2 separate regions of the Homo sapiens genome follow, and region 2 is linked to region 1. A link is a loop called in an ENCODE intact Hi-C map of the cell type or tissue named here. Cell type or tissue: body of pancreas. All regions are shown on one strand. Each heading gives the region's core, and the rest is flanking DNA. Links, peaks and the distances in the headings are about the cores only.

Region 1 (8,323 bases), core at 82-8,081:
CCAGGAAGCAGCCGGCGAGCACTTGGTGAAGGAAGCCATCCTTGGGTGCCTGTCTCTGCCAGCCCTGGGAGGGGAGGAGGCAGGTTCTACGCAGCCAGGCGTGGTCCAGGAAGGTCTCCCTTGGGGATTACACCTGGGTAGAATCTGGGGGTGTGTGGGAGTTAACCTGGTAGAGTGGAGGCAAGAGTGCATGCTCCAGGAACCCCCTGTAGGGAGAGAGGGTGGCAAGTCTGGGACACTCAGAAACATCCCGCATCCTGACCAGAGAGCGTTCAGGAGCTCAGAGCCAGGTGAGGCTGGAGGCCTCATGGAAGTCTTCCTCTTTATCTTAAAAGCAGCAAGACCCAGAAAGTGTGTGCTGAGCTGGGGTGCAGGGTGGCAGCGATCAGGTGCATTCGGAAGCGTCACCCAGGGAGCCAGCGGGAGCTGGCTAGGAGAACCCGAGAGGGTGAGGGAGGCCTGTCAGGAGCTGTGGACGTTGCTCGGGCAGGAGGTTGACCTGGATGGGATGAATGTATCCCTTCCCCTTGGCACGCGCCATTGCAAGCCCTGAGAACCTGGGCTGGGAGAGATGCCAGGGCCATGGGCTCGGGGTGGTTCTGAGGACAAGGAAGCCCTTAGCCCTGCCCATGACCCAGGCAGGAACAGCCCCAGCCGCAGGGAAGGAACAGCCCCAGCATTGAGGAAGTTGCTGAGCAGCTCCCGAGCACCCCCTGCTGCATCTGCGTGGAGTGTGATTTCCCCGAGGTCCATGGGGGCCCCAGGAGGGCCGGGGGTGGTCAGCGGCTGCTTCTGTCTTGCAGGCCATCTACGTGATTGACTTCTTCTGGAACGAAACCTGGTACCTGAAGACCATTGACATCTGCCATGACCACTTCGGGTGGTACCTGGGCTGGGGCGACTGTGTCTGGCTGCCTTATCTTTACACGCTGCAGGTGAGGAGGTGGGCAGAGCTGGCCCAGCGGGGCATTTGGCAGACACATGCTAAGCTTTCTCCTTGCAGAAGCGTCTGTCCTTGGGGGCACCAAAGCTGCCCCCTGTTTCTAGGAAGAAGGGAAGGCCTCGTGTATTAGCCAGCTCAGCCAGCTTGGGCCAGCAGCCAGGGAGGTGGCCTTGAGTATGTCCCTAACATCTGCAAAGTAGGGCAGATGCCGGCTCAGGGCTGGATGGGGCAGTGGAGGTGGAGGTGGGTCAGTGCGGGCACTGGCAGGAGGGGTCCTCTTCATTCCTGCCTCCTAGGATGTGCTGGGCACTGGGGCAGGGCTGCCCTGGGAGTTCCAGGACAGTAGGGGATAGCAAGTGGCCTTGTCATTGGCATCAAGCCCCCCACTCCCCTCCCAGCTCAACGAGAGCAGCCCTGCTCTGATTTGGGGAGAGTGCTGGGCTCCCAGGTAAGGTGGCTGCTTGACCAGATGCCACCTGCCCATTTCAAGAGCAACGAGCCCCCTGGGGACAGAAATAACTCACCCCAGGGCACTTGCTTAGCAGAACGGTGGGGTGGCCTGCCCCAAGAGGCTGTGCCCAAGTGGAGAGAACCAACGTGGAGAGGCTGTCACCTATTCAGGATGTGACAGGCCCGGCATCACCTGTGACAGCCAGTCCTGTGGGATGGAGGTGCGGGTGTCCTGGAAAACCAGGATTCCCACAGCAGAGGGGGCCAGTACCAGGTGGAGGGTGCAGAGCCCCAGCTGGCCCCATGCTCACACCAGGTCCTTGGAGCCCCCCGCATGGCCCACCCGGCCCCATTTCTCCACCTGGCTGGCTGCAGGTCTGCTGGTTCCCTGGTTTTATAAACTCCATTTTCCAAGGATGTGAAAACGTAGCAATAGGTCCCACTATATAATAGCTCTTACTTGCTTTAGCCTCTGTGTGTGTCTCGAGATGTACATTTTTTATACTATATATTAGGTTTCTCCCAAGAAGCAGAATCAATAGAGGGGTGGAGGGTATACGTGTAAGAAAGAGATGTATTTTTCAACTCATGTGATTGAAGAGTGACAAGTCCAAGATCTTCAGGGCAGCCTGGAGCCCCAGGGAAGAGTTGATGCTGTGCTTAAATAGAAGGTCACTTTTTTTTTTTTTTTGAGACGGAGTCTCGCTCTGTCACACAGGCTAGAGTGCAGTGGTGTGATCTTGGCTCACTGCAACCTCCACCTCCTGGGTTCAAGTGATTCTCCTGCCTCAGCCTCCCGAGTAGCTGGGATTACAGGTGCATGCCACCACGCCCAGCTAATTTTTGTACTTTTAGTAGAGATGGGGTTTCACCATGTTAGTCAGGCTGGTCTCAAACTCCTGATCTCGTGATCCGCCCGCCTTGGCCTCCCAAAGTGCTGGGATTACAGGTGTGAGCCACTGTGCATGGCCAGAAGGCCACTTTTTAGCAGATTCCCTCTTCTTTGGGGAAGGTGGGTCTTCTGTCTCTTAAAGCTGTCAACTGATTGGATGAGGCCCACCCCCATTGTGAAGGGTCATCCACTCTGCCTGGTTGACTGATTAACATATGAACCTCATCTGAAAAATGCCTTTACAACTAGTGTTTGACCAAATATCTGGGAACAATGGCCTGGCCAAGTGGACACGTTAAATTGACCATCACAATATTAAATTCAGATTATATTTTTAATACTGTTACATATTTGATGTTTATGCTATATGTCATATATATAGGGGGTATATATACACACACACATACACACACAGACAGGTAGAAGGCAGGTAGAGTTACTCATTTAATGACCACAACAGCCCTCAAGGTTGGTGCTTTTATTCACAGAAGAGAACACGGAGGCAAGGCGTGTGTCAGAGGCAGAGCTGGGGTTTGACCCCAGGCCGCTGGGCCCCCGAGCCCACACTCCTGTCCTCTCCCTGGGCAAAGCACCGCTTGACCCCTTCCCCCTCGCCCCCCAGGGTCTGTACTTGGTGTACCACCCCGTGCAGCTGTCCACCCCGCACGCCGTGGGCGTCCTGCTGCTGGGCCTGGTGGGCTACTACATCTTCCGGGTGGCCAACCACCAGAAGGACCTGTTCCGCCGCACGGATGGGCGCTGCCTCATCTGGGGCAGGAAGCCCAAGGTCATCGAGTGCTCCTACACATCCGCCGATGGGCAGAGGCACCACAGCAAGCTGCTGGTGTCGGGCTTCTGGGGCGTGGCCCGCCACTTCAACTACGTCGGCGACCTGATGGGCAGCCTGGCCTACTGCCTGGCCTGTGGCGGCGGCCACCTGCTGCCCTACTTCTACATCATCTACATGGCCATCCTGCTGACCCACCGCTGCCTCCGGGACGAGCACCGCTGCGCCAGCAAGTACGGCCGGGACTGGGAGCGCTACACCGCCGCAGTGCCTTACCGCCTGCTGCCTGGAATCTTCTAAGGGCACGCCCTAGGGAGAAGCCCTGTGGGGCTGTCAAGAGCGTGTTCTGCCAGGTCCATGGGGGCTGGCATCCCAGCTCCAACTCGAGGAGCCTCAGTTTCCTCATCTGTAAACTGGAGAGAGCCCAGCACTTGGCAGGTGTCCAGTACCTAATCACGCTCTGTTCCTTGCTTTTGCCTTCAAGGGAATTCCGAGTGTCCAGCACTGCCGTATTGCCAGCACAGACGGATTTTCTCTAATCAGTGTCCCTGGGGCAGGAGGATGACCCAGTCACCTTTACTAGTCCTTTGGAGACAATTTACCTGTATTAGGAGCCCAGGCCACGCTACACTCTGCCCACACTGGTGAGCAGGAGGTCTTCCCACGCCCTGTCATTAGGCTGCATTTACTCTTGCTAAATAAAAGTGGGAGTGGGGCGTGCGCGTTATCCATGTATTGCCTTTCAGCTCTAGATCCCCCTCCCCTGCCTGCTCTGCAGTCGTGGGTGGGGCCCGTGCGCCGTTTCTCCTTGGTAGCGTGCACGGTGTTGAACTGGGACACTGGGGAGAAAGGGGCTTTCATGTCGTTTCCTTCCTGCTCCTGCTGCACAGCTGCCAGGAGTGCTCTGCCTGGAGTCTGCAGACCTCAGAGAGGTCCCAGCACCGGCTGTGGCCTTTCAGGTGTAGGCAGGTGGGCTCTGCTTCCCGATTCCCTGTGAGCGCCCACCCTCTCGAAAGAATTTTCTGCTTGCCCTATGACTGTGCAGACTCTGGCTCGAGCAACCCGGGGAACTTCACCCTCAGGGGCCTCCCACACCTTCTCCAGCGAGGAGGTCTCAGTCCCAGCCTCGGGAGGGCACCTCCTTTTCTGTGCTTTCTTCCCTGAGGCATTCTTCCTCATCCCTAGGGTGTTGTGTAGAACTCTTTTTAAACTCTATGCTCCGAGTAGAGTTCATCTTTATATTAAACTTCCCCTGTTCAAATAAGTGGCTGTGTGGTTTCTGACTGGTGAATGGGCCTGACTCGTGAATGGGCCTGACTGCAGGTCTGACTGGTATACGTGGGCTCTGTTTCTGGTATGAGAAGGGATGTCTGAGAGAGATGCTTGGGTCTCGGCGTCAAAGCATTGGGTGCCCGTGGGTGCGTGGCGCCACCCTGCCCCTCTCCCTCCCATGTCAGCCCTTTGCTGGGGCTGTTTTTGGGTTGAATGTGGAGAGTATTCCATTCCCCCCCAAGGAGATGAAACCAGGCTTGGCCACCTGCCCCCGGCAAGTGAATGGAGAAGCCAGAAAGAGTGCCAGGTTTGTCTTGCACCTGGAGAAACAAGAGTTTCACACAGGCAGCCCAGTGCCCATGCCAGGGCAGGGGGCCAAGCTCAGAGTGGCTTCATTGCTTCACATGAGAACTGGTCCCACAGCCAGGCCGCCTCCCAGACAGCCTGGAGGGTATCGGAACTGTGACCCGCCCAGGCTGACTGCTGAGCCCTAGTGTTCGTGCACTGGTGCCCCACCACTACCTGTTTGAGGATATGGGCCTGAGGGGTCCCGTGCATCTGTGCTGGACACACACCACAAGAGTGATTCAAATGCCGGGGAGACGGGAGCACACTGCCCTGCATGGCTCTGAGCGGAGTGGACCCTGCCTTTTCTTCCCAGACATTGCGTAAATTCAGTTCACAGAGGCTGGGGTGTGGTCACTGTGAGCTCAGATCCGGGCCTCCCTGCCTGCGTTGGAATCCTGGCCCCAGCATTTAAGAGCTGTATGACCTTCAGGGGACCTACCCTCTCAGTGTCTCAGCTTCCTCTTTTGAAAGATGAGGGTCATTATTATCTTCCTGCCTTGATGTGAGAAGGGCTTTCCAGGCCAATTTGCTGGGAGAGCTCTTGGTTCAGATGTGGACCTGCCTCTGAATTGGCTGAGGTTAGCTTTTGGTTTGGTTTCTGTTTGAGCAGCTTTGTGCTGGGCTGCAGGTTCCTCTTCCATGCACTGTGTGTTTGTACAATGGGTTCTGCAGGTGCAAGGCTGTGGCCCAGGCTCTGTCCCACCAGACACGTCTGCCCTCACTCATCCCCAGATGGAGCCAGCTTCTCTCTGGGCGAGAACAGGGTGATCCAGGAGCTCAGATTAGACAGTGCCAGCCTCTACCATTCTCCATGTACAGAGAGCATTCTGTTCCCAGTGAAGCCACAGTGCCTGATCCCTGGGAAGCTGGCCTGGCCTTTGCCCCCTTCCAGAATGAAGGACGGCTCGGACCAATTGCCAGGGCCATCTGAACTGTGCTTTACAGGGCATGGCACTGCCCTCTGATAAGGGGCAGGCATCCAGTACCCCAGGACAGGGTCAGGGCAGGAATCCAGTGGGCACATTCAGAGAGGCTATTTTCCCATGAGTAGATTCAATCCTGATACACCCCACCCTCTCCAACCTCAACCTTCGAAAGCGAGGTGAGGCCTTTCTCAGAAACCACCCTGCTTGCTGTTGGCTCCAGCAGATCTGCTTTCTGGTCCACATTTAACAATCAATTGCTCAGCACATATCTCTGTCCTGGGAGGAGCTGCGCAGATTGCAGGCACTGTCTTTGATGGCACAGCTGATTTCTTGGGAAACTGAGGCCTGGGGTTTAAAGCAACTCACCCCAAATGACAGAACTAGCAACTGGTAGAGGCCAAATTTAAACCTAAGGAGGAGAGGCAAAGGGGCAATGTAGGTCACAGAGTACAATGTTTGGGTTAGACAGGAGAATAAGTTTCTGAGATCTGTGGCACAGCATGGTGGGTGACCATAGTTCGGAATGTATTATATATTTCAAAATTGCTAAGAGTAAATTTTCAGTGTTCTCACTATGCCCACAAAAATACACAGATGAAGTTATGGATATGTTAATTAGCTTGATTTACTCATTCTGCAATTTACACATGTATCAAAACATCACATTGTACCCCATAAATATAAACAATTATTGTCAATTGAAAATACCATTAAAAAATATAAATGACCAATGAAGATCTGAAAAGCTGTTCAATTTCCCTAGTAATTAGAGGGAGGAAAGTTAACATCACGTGATCCTTTGGCAAACTTGATCACATTGGCAAACTTTATTGCAGCAGTAACTCCCAGCATCACCAAGGTCAACAAGAAGCCAGTGTTCTCCTAAACAGTACGTAGGAGTTCTGTTCATTCACGTCAAGAAATTTACCCTGAAGAAATCAAGGGAGGAGGAATATGTTTCAATAACAATGTTGGTGCAAGTATGGTAGATAATAAAGTTTTCTGCTGGGCGCAGTGGCTCACGCCTGTAATCCCAGCACTTTGGGAGGCCAATGTGGGCAGATCACTTGAGTTCAGGAGTTTGAAACCATCCAGGGCAACATGGCGAAACCCCATCTCTGTAAAAACAATTAAAAAATTAGTTGGGCATGGTGGCACATGCTTGTAGTCCCAGCTATTCAGGAGGCTGAGGCAGGAGGATCACCTGAGCCTGGGGAGGTTGAGGCTGTAGTGGACCGTGATTGTGCCATTGCACTCCAGCCTGGGCCAACAGAGCAAGACCCTGTCTCAAAAAAAATAAAGTTTTCATATGAAATATATACATAAAAGGATATATACCAAAACATAAACATTAATGCTATTCATAGCTGCATAGCGGAGGTAATAGATAGTGGTTTTTTTCTGTATTTTTGATAAATGTTATTTTTCAGCAACACTTCTGCAGGATTATAGTAGTGGTGAGGAAGGCTGCTTGCACCTGGACAGATACAATGCATTTGTTTTTAATAAACTAGACCTTCCTGCCCTAAGCAGGCCAAGGAGGAGGAGGAGGACTTCTGGCCAGGAGGGGGGTTTCCACGCAGGCACTGGTGCCACCGAGGGCCGACTGGGCTTGGTTTCACCACGTTGCCTGCAGGGAGGGCTGTTTCAGGAGCAGGAGTCAGCCCTTCTTGTCTGGAGTACTGTCAGAGGTGGGCGTCAGTGATAGCGACAGGAGGCAGCCAAATGCCCAGCAGACAGAGGTGGATCCCCGGTGAAGCCCCACCTCCAAGCCAAAGACAGTTTAAAGCCTGAAAGCCAAGCTATCCTTGGACTGGACTGACAACTTGTCTTGCTGTTTGGTGCACTTCCCTCTGATGGATCCCCACCCTTCACCTATTTTACATATACCCAACCTTTCCTAATTGGTTTCCTACACTGTTGTGTCCACCTTTGAGTGGCATCTTTGCTTTAACCTTTTGTTTGTTTGTTTTGGAGACAGAGTCTTGCTCTGTCACCCAGGCTGGAGTGCAGTGGCGCAATCTCTGCTCACTGCAACCTCCGCCTCCCGGGTTCAAGCCATTCTCCTGCCTCAGCCTCCCGAGTAGCTGGGATTACAGGCATGCACCACCATACCCGGCTAATTTTTGTATTTTTAGTAGAGACTGGGTTTCTCCATGTTGGTCAGGCTGGTCTCGAACTCCTAACCTCAGGTGATCTGCCCGCCTTGGCCTCCCAAAGTGCTGGGATTACAGGCGTGAGCCACCGTGCCCAGCCTAGTTTTAACCTTTTACTGCATACTCACAAGCCAATCAGCATGCACTCCCCATCCTGTACCTATAAAGACTCCAGACTCATTCAGTAGAGGGGAGACGGCCTGACTTTGGGGAAGATGACCTGCCCTTCCTGGCCCCTCTCTAGCTCCCCTCTCCACTTAGAGCTGTTTTGGTTGCTCAGTAAAATTCTCGGCCTTCACCATCCTTCAAGTGTCCATATGACTTCATTCTTTTTGGATGCTGGGCAAGAGTGGGACCCAGCTAGTGTGAGTACCCAGAAAGGCTGTCACACTAGCCCTTTGCCCTTGCCAGTGGAGGGCAGCCACCCCACATGACAAGGCAGGGGGACAACTGAGCTGCTAACACACCACCACCCACAAATGGCAGAACTAAAGGAGCACTGTAACACTGCCTCTGGGGCTTTGGGGTCACAGGCACCCTCACCTGGGT
Region 2 (8,323 bases), core at 271-8,270, 330 kb after region 1:
AGGTTTTCAGTGACACCATGTGTAAGTCATGTGTTTGAGGGCATTTGATCAGTTCTAGTTCCGAAACATACAGAAAATGGGCAGGTGGAAATCTAGCACGTGCCAGGAGGTTGAAGGGCCCAGGAACCTGCTGTGTCAGAAGCCGCATTTGTCCCCCTTCTGTGTGTTTTGAGAGAGGTACGGAGTAGGGGCAAAGAATTAGGCTGGTGAGGAGTGTTAGACGCAGCAGGCGGAAGGGTGCCAAGTCCCACAGTCCTGCTCAGACAGCCCAGACTGGCTCTGGATGGGCAGAGAATCATGACTTTTCTTACAGCGAGGCTGGCAGAGGCTGGGAAAGTTCCCACCCCATCAGGTTGATCTGCGGACCATCATGACCTCACAGGAAATGAGTCCCGCACTTCACCTTGAGCCACTCGGGGACCAGGCATCGCTATTTCTGCCTGTGTGGCCATGGGGTTCACCACAAAGTGGGTTAAGTACCAATCTGCGGGCCTCACTCCCTGGGGATGGAGGCAGGAGGTGGGTCCTGGAAACTGGAGATTGGAAAAGTGCTCCAGCGGCCCAGCTGTCTCTTACGAAAGCAAAGGAGCATTCATAGCTCTCAGCAAGTGTCTGAGGCCATTTACGCTGCTTTTACAAAATACCTTGGGTAACTTATAAACAACAAAAGTGTGACTCTCACCATTTTGGAGGCTGCAAGTCTGAGATCGTGGCATCGGCAGGTTCAGCATCTGGCCAAGGCCCAGTTCCTGGTTTGGATGGCCATTGTCTTGCTGTGTCTTCACGTGGAGGAAGGGGCGAGGGAGCTCTCTGGGACCTCTTTTGCAGGGACACTAATCCCATTCACGAGGGCTTCATCCTCCTGACTTCGTCACCTCCCAAAGGCCTCACCTCTCCATACTATTACATTGGAGATTATTCAACCTATGAATTTTGCGGGGACACACACGTTAAGTCCGTAGCACTAGGATGGCGAACGGTGAGGGGATTTTAAACATTCATCCAGGATAGGCCGATTGTACTTGTCACGTGCCAGACACTGTGCTCACCCTGTGGTTCCAAAAGCCTCAGCTCCAGGAGCCTCAGGGCTTGTGGTGCACCCTGGCGAGGGTGGGTCTCCCGAGTGCACCAGTCAGGAACTTTCCCAGAGCCTGGAAAGACATTTGTTTTTCTTTTTTGAGACAGGTCTTTCTCTGTTGCCCAGGCTGGAGTGCAGAGGCATGAACACAGCTCACTGCAGCCTCGGCTCAGGCGATCCTCCTGCCTCAGCCTCCCAAGTAGCTGGAATCACATGTGCCACCACGTCTAGCTAATTTTTTGTTTGTTTGTTTGTTTGAGATGGAGTCTCGCTTTGTTGCCCAGGCTGGAGTGCAGTGGCGCGATCTCGGCTCACTGCAAGCTCCGCCTCCCAGGTTCATGCCATTCTCCTGCCTCAACCTCCCGAGTAGCTGGGACTACAGGTGCCCGCCACCACGCCTGACTAATTTTTTGTATTTTTAGTAGAGACAGGGTTTCACCGTGTTAGCCAGGATGGTCTCGATCTCCTGACCTCGTGATCTGCCCGCCTCGGCCTCACAAAGTGCTGGGATTACAGGCGTGAGCCACCGTGTGCAGCCATGTCTGGCTAATTTTTCTATTTTTTGTAGAGACGGGGTCTCACTTTGTTGCTCAGGTTGGGACATTTCTTATAAAGATGTTTCAATTGTATTGTTTTTCCTTCTAGACCAATCTGAAGAAATGCATGGATCACATTCAGCATCGCTTGGTGGAGAAGATCACCAAGATGCTGGACCGAGGCCTGGATCCCAATTTCCACGACCCGGAGACCGGAGGTGAGCACTTGCTAGAGGGGACCTTACCAGGCTTTACGGAAGCGTAGAGAAGGCCAGCCCACTGCTCAGGCTACCTGTGAATAACGCTGCAGTTACCTTTTACTTGGTTTTGTTTGGTGTTTAAAGGTGCATTCTCACTCTCCTCTGTCTTCTCAGTCAGAAGGGGCCGAGCCCGCCTTGTCCATGGGGCATCCCCAGCATCTTGCGTGGGGCCTGGAGCACGGCAGGTGTTCAGTGCAGAATTGTTGAGGAGGTGAATGAGTGAATGAATGAGCAGATGACACGCATGTGTTGTGCCAGCCTTGGGCACACAGATCTTTACAGACACGTATGTTTGTAAAGGTGGAGGATGTGTGTTTCTGCCTCCCGCTGGGCACGGGCAGCCCAGCAGATGGGCATCTGCACCCATGCATCTTATTCCCCTGCTGGAAACCACATTCCTCATGAGTGCGGGCCTCTGGGCATCGGTCGGGAAAGATGGCCCAGGCCCTTGGTGGTTCCACGAGTGTGTGAGTCTTTGCAGCGCGGCCATCCTATGTATCACAGGGTTCAGTGGCAGTACCCGCCTCCACTCAGCATCAATAGCAACCCCTAGTTGTGACAACCAACAGTGTCTCCAGACATCACCCACTGTCCCTGGGTGTGGGCACTGTCACCCCAGGTGACAGTCTCTTGCCAGCAGGGCACCAGCTGGAGTTGGCAGGCAGAGGTTAGGTCCTACTGGAGAACCAAGAGGGGTGGAGGTGAGGGTCTCCATGCAAAGCAGAGTATGCCCCCTCAGGTGGGCTGTCCTGGGCTGGGAATACTCCTCCTGGACTCCCTCCCCTCTTGTCTTGAGTGTGCCAGCCCTGCTTCTGGCCCCTGCATGGTATAGTGCCATCATCACATACTGGTGTCACACCTCAAAAATATAAAATACACAACAAATGTGTTTGTCAACCAAAGAATGCCACTTTCTCATCATTTGTGGGAGCCCCCTCGACCTCTGAACGCTGGGGGGGGGCCCGCTGGGTGTGGATTCAGCCTGCACAGCTCTGTCTGAGCACTGCCGGGGGACTGTCCTTGCCTTTTTGCAATTGTCTGTGTCCCTTAGGCTTCGCTGTGAGCAGCAGGAGAAGCCGGCACGGGCTTGTGGCTGCTGGTAGCTTTGATGCCTGTGACGTTGGGAGGCAGGACTGCATGAGCGAGGCTCAGAGGGGACAGAGTGCCCCCGGGGATAGGGGGAAAGAAGGAAGGTGAGTGCCTGGCTACAGCTGAGCAGCCCCAGGCCCTGCGCCGATCCTCCATGAGGCAGGGAAGCCTGGGGGTCTGCTTGCAGGGCAGTGACGTGGACAAGGCTGGGCTTCCGCTGGAGGTCTGGGCAGTCTCAGCCGGTGGCCTGGAGCAGGAGGCTGGGTTGGGCTTGTGTTGGTAGGGACATCTGGAGAAGGGGAGAGGGGAAAGGGAGTGATTGGGACAAGGGCATGTGGTGGGCAGGGGTGGGTAGTAGGGCATCTGGAGGGCAGGTGGGCAGCTGCAGTGGCCCTCAGCTGTGGGGCAGGCAGTGGGAGGAGGAGAGGAGCTGAGCTGGGAAGCAGAGAGGCCTGAGCTCAGGCATGGTGGTGCGATGGAGGGCGTGTACGTCTGTAGGAGGCTTGGGAGGGCCCTGGCCGACCATCTTTCCCTGACGTGGATGCGTCTCGTGCTGCGCTGATGTGGCAGCTTCTCTTCAGTGATGGCCCCTGTGCCAGCTCCTGGCTCTGTGAGGGCATGAGCCCTTTCCATGTGAGGCTGTGAAGGTAAATGGACCCAGGTGCTCCTGAGCATGACCTTGAGCCTTGGGGCACATCCAGGGGCAGCCTTCATTCTGAGCTGCTGACCCGGATTCTCCCTGGAGGCAGCCTTTGGCCGTGGCTCTCACCACCCTGGCAGAGCCACTTATGTCTTCATCTTGGCCTCGTCGAGGGCTATTTCTGATGCTGCTGCGGGGGACTGGGCAGCGTGGCTCTCTGTCTCGCCTTGGCCTGGCCAGCAGTAGAAGGAGGCTGGATGTCCCCTCTGAGCTGCTCTGCACCTCTCTTCCTGATGTGCCCCCTGTAATTGGCCCCTGTCCTGAGCCAAGCCTCCCCCTGGCTTCCTCCACCAGACTGTTAATGTCTCGACTTTAAGGTTCTGAGATGACTGTTATTCCAGAATAGACTCTCAATTCACTGCTAAAAACACATCAGTGCAGACTCTGAAACAGGTAAGCAGCGATTTCTCTGGGTCCTGCCTGGAGTTAAAACTGCTGCCACTCAAATCCTGGATTAGGCTGGTGCCAGAGCAAAAAGTTCATAGTTGTTGTGAGCCGTTGTGGAGCAGCATAATTAAAGGAGAAAGACCTGACCACTTTCCCCGGAACTGAGTAGAAAAGGCTCGGGAACCTGATCTGTGGAGATGGTACCACGCAGTTACCTTCCGAACGTTCTGAAATATTCCCACGATGACAAGCCTCTGGGCTGGTTTACTGATCACAAAGACCAAACCCAGAGAAGACAGAGGAACCCCTGGTGTCATCAGGTCCCCGATAAGTGGCTCCTGGGAAAGAGCACATAGTTAAGGACAGGCATTCTAGGGTCTCCAGCAAAGGCAGAGACCCACGGGGCCAGGGTCTGGGACAGGGCCCAGTGGGTTTGGTGCTCAAGGACAGAATGCGTGCAGGGAAGAATGCCTGCGTGCTTCCTTACGGGACACTTCCCTGCGTCACCCAGGGAGATGGTGACCACGCATAGAGGTTGGGGGTTTATTGTGTTTTGGTTTTGGCCTTGACAGAAATCATTACCCCTCCACTCCCCTTTCTTTTTTTTTGAGACAGGGTCTCCCCCTGTTACCCAGGCTAGATTGTAGTGGCACAATCTCAGCTCACTGCAACCTCATCCTCCCAGGTTCAGGTGATCCTCCCACCTCAGCCCTCCAAGTAACTGGGACTACAGGCATGTGGCACCACACCAAGGTATTCTTTGTAGAGACGGGGTTTTGCCATGTTGCCCAGGCAGGTCTCAAACTCCTGAGTTCAAGTGATCACCGGCCTCGGCCTTCCGAAGTGTTGGGATTACAGGTGTGTGCCACCACGCCTGGCCTCTCCCCTCCCCTTCCCTCCCCTTCCTTCTTCTTGAGACAGGGTCTCACTGTGTCACCCAGGCTGGCAGGATCACAGCTCACTGCAGCCTTGACCTCCTGAACTCAGCTGATCCTCCCACCTCAGCCTCTTGAATAGCTGGGACTACAGGCACGTGCCACCATACTTGGAATTCTGCCGCTGGAATTCTGGATTAGGCCGGTACCAAAGCAGAAGGTCCATAGTTGTTGTGAGCCGTTGTGAAGCAGCATAATTAAAGGAGAAAGACCTGACCATGTTTCCCAGAGCTGAGTAGAAATGGCTTGGGAGCCTGATCCATGGAGACAGTAGCACAGAGTTACCTTATGAATGTTCTGAAATATTCTCATGATGACAAGCCTCTGGGCTAATTTTTGTGTTTTTTTGTAGAGATGGGGGTCTCCCTATGTGACCCAGGCTGGTCTTAAACTCCTGGGCTCAAGCAGTCCTCTCACCTCAGCCTCCTGAAGTGTTTGGATTACAGGCGTGAGCCACTGAGCCCAGCCTCTTATTTTCAATTTTAAAATTTAAGGCAGAATTATGGAATCAGTTCTCTCCTGGTTGTTGCCAAATGGCAATTTTATGAACCAGCTTTGCTTCTTGTAGTAGCTGATATTTCTCTATAAAGCAGAACTTCCTCTTCCCCTGCCTCCCTTTTGTGAAATGAGCAGAGCTGATTTTTTAGAGCAGTTTTAGGCTGACAGAAAATTGAATAGAAGTACTGTGAGTTCCCATATTGACTGCTCCCCCAGTTTCCTCTGTTAGTAATATCTTGCTTTAGTATAGGACATCTGTTACAATCAGTGAACCAGTTGTGATCCTCAAGTCCAAGCTTACATGAAGGTTCACGCTTGGAGTCGTAACCCAGTAGTGATCCTCAAGTACAGAGCTTACATGAGGGTTTACGCTTGGTGCTGTACCCAACAGTGATCCTCAAGTCCAGAGCTTACATGAGGGTTTATGCTTGGTGCTGTACCCAGTAGTGATCCTCAAGTCCGGAGCTTACATGAGGGTTTACGCCTGGAGTTGTACCCAACAGTGATCCTCCAGTCCGGAGCTTACATGAGAGTTCACTCTTGGTGTTGTACGTTGTCAGTTTTGCCAGATGTCCTGTATCCACCGTCACAGTATCATAAAGATCAGCTTCACTGCCCGAGAGCTCCTCTGTGCCCCTCTTCATCCCTGAGCCCCTGGCAGCTGCTGACCCTTTCTTTTTTTTTTTTTTTTTTTTTTTTAGACTGAGTCTCTCTCTGTCACCCAGGCTGGAGTGCAGTGGCGTGATCTTGGCTCACTGCAACCTCCGCCTCCCGAGTTCAAGTGATTCTCCTGCCTCAGCCTCCTGGTAGCTGGGATTATAGACGTGCACCACCACGCCCAACTAATTTTTTTATTTTTAGTAGAGATGGGGTTTCACCATGTTGGCTAGGCTGGGCTCAAACTCCTGACCTCAAGTGATCCACCCACCTCAGCCTCCCAAAGTGCTGGGATTACAGGTGTGAGCCACCGCACTCAACCTTGCTGACCTTTTCATTGTCTCTGTAGTTTGGCCTTTTCCAGAATGTTCTAGAGCTGGAATCTTAAAATCACACAGTGGGTTTCAGATCGGCTTCTTTCACATGGCAGCACGTGCGGAAGGTGCCTCCAGGCCCTTTCACAGCTTGGAAGCGCGTTTCCTTTTGGTGCTGGATAATGTTCCATTTTCCAATGTACCCCAGTTTGCTTATCCACTTGCCTCCTAAAGGACATCTGGGCTGCTTCCAGCTTTTGGCAATTGTGGGTCAAGCTGCCATAAACACCCGTGTGTGGGTTTTTGTACAGATCAAACTAACAGCGATCATACACAGTGGCATTTTTTTGTAAGGCCAAAAACATTACTTATGGCAAATAAAAAGGGAAAAGGGGTAACTAAGGCAGAAAGTTCTGAAACCGAAGGCCAAGTGCAGACCCACAGGTCGGCTGCAGACAGCGCAGATGGCCCTGGTCTCACACCACCCTGCTTCCCAGCTTCTGCGCCTGCCACCAGTGTCTCAAGAATTCTCATTTGTTTTTTCCAAATCAGGAGAGAAACCAGCAGTGCTGTTAGAGGGGCAGGGAAGTGGGGACCCAGGGTGATGGGGGAAAAGAGAAAAGTGAGGACCCAGGGTGACGGGGGAAAAGAGAAAAGTGAACCAGGGTGGGTGCTCTCAGAAACAAAGGAAGCTGCGGGTAATTCCAGCACAATGGCTTATAGCAACCCTCAGGCACACATGGAGCAAGTATCAGTGGGGACAAGCTAAACGCAAGTTCCAACGAGAGGCCAGAGCCCAGTGCTGCCAGGGAAGACACCACCTTCACTTTGCTTCTGTCAAGGCAGAGCATAAGGGACGGATACGCATCCTCCTGACTGAAATGCAGACACTACCTGGCCACACGGATGACATCACTGTTGGAGACACTGGGCTTCAGAGATGCAGGATGGGGGGGGCCCTGTGTTGGGACTGCAGAGGCGACCCTTCCAATGCCCAGCTCAGTGCCAGTCCATGGAGAGCCCCCAGAGAGGAGACATTAACCCCTACTTCTCTGCAGCTGGCTGTGTGAAGACCAGGTTAATGAACCTCTCTCAGCTTCCATCCTCTTGTCTCCTAAATTGAATGATAACACCTACGGTGGTGCCGGGAAAATGTGAGCGTTAGGTGAGCGTTGTGGTGCTATTAGGCCATTTTCACATTGCTGTAAAGACATACCTGAGGCTGGGTAGTTTATAAAGAAAAGAGGTTTAATTGGCTCTAGGTTCTGCAGGCTGTACAGGAAGCTGGTGGCATCTGCTTCTGGGGAGGCCTCAGGGAGCTTTTACGCATGGCGGAAGGCAAAGGGAGAGCAGGTGCATTGCATGGCAAAAGCAAGGGAGAGAGAGAGAGAGAGAGGAGCAGGTGCATCCCGTGGTGAAAGCAGGAGAGAGAGAGAGAAAGAGGGGGGGAGAGGGAGAAGGGGAGGGGGGGAGGGAGGGAGGGAGAGAGAGAGAGGTGCCACACACCTTTAAACAATCAGATCTTGCAAGAATTCACTCACAATTGTCAGGACAGCACCAAGGAAGGGGATGGTGCTAAACCATTCATGACAAATCTGCCCCCATGATCCAGTCACCTCCCACCAGGCCCCACCTCCAACCCCGGAGATTACATCTCCACGTGAGATTTGGGCAGGACACCCATCCAAACCATATCAGTGGTTAAGCGTATGGGGTATGCGTCACCTTTAATAGAGTTCCAGAATGTTCCTGTCATCAGCATCAACTACGGCAGCTCAGTCAATGTTGTTTTCTCCTGGTTTTGGATGCAGAGGGAGAAACACAGAGTTGGCTTTGGCGGGCTGCCTCCAGGAAACAGGCAGGGTGACC

What was found. Peaks named below come from ENCODE experiments on the same cell type or tissue, not always from the same donor. Only the 100,000 strongest peaks of a DNase experiment are listed, where the experiment ranks them.
Region 2: a loop joins it to region 1, with 4 times the contacts of the local background. A loop is called at or near these places in 1 of 110 quality-filtered maps.

The regions. Positions count from the first base shown.
Region 1 is chr11:71,430,424-71,438,746 of GRCh38, reverse strand. DHCR7 (7-dehydrocholesterol reductase) reads left to right here. Exons shown (of 9, transcript NM_001360.3): 8 at 804-935; 9 at 2,908-4,336. The coding sequence ends at 3,372. Among named protein-coding and RNA genes, the nearest start is that of DHCR7, 14 kb to the left of the region's middle. In body of pancreas, for the core only: no CTCF peak of the experiment used is centred there; DNase peaks (open chromatin) are centred at 1,096 and 4,716.
Region 2 is chr11:71,103,450-71,111,772 of GRCh38, reverse strand. It overlaps SHANK2 (SH3 and multiple ankyrin repeat domains 2), which reads left to right. Exons shown (of 26, transcript NM_012309.5): 6 at 1,724-1,832. Among named protein-coding and RNA genes, the nearest start is that of SHANK2, 140 kb to the left of the region's middle. RefSeq lists enhancers at 1,857-2,356, 2,357-2,858. In body of pancreas, for the core only: no CTCF peak of the experiment used is centred there; no DNase peak of the experiment used is centred there; H3K27ac peaks cover 936 bases.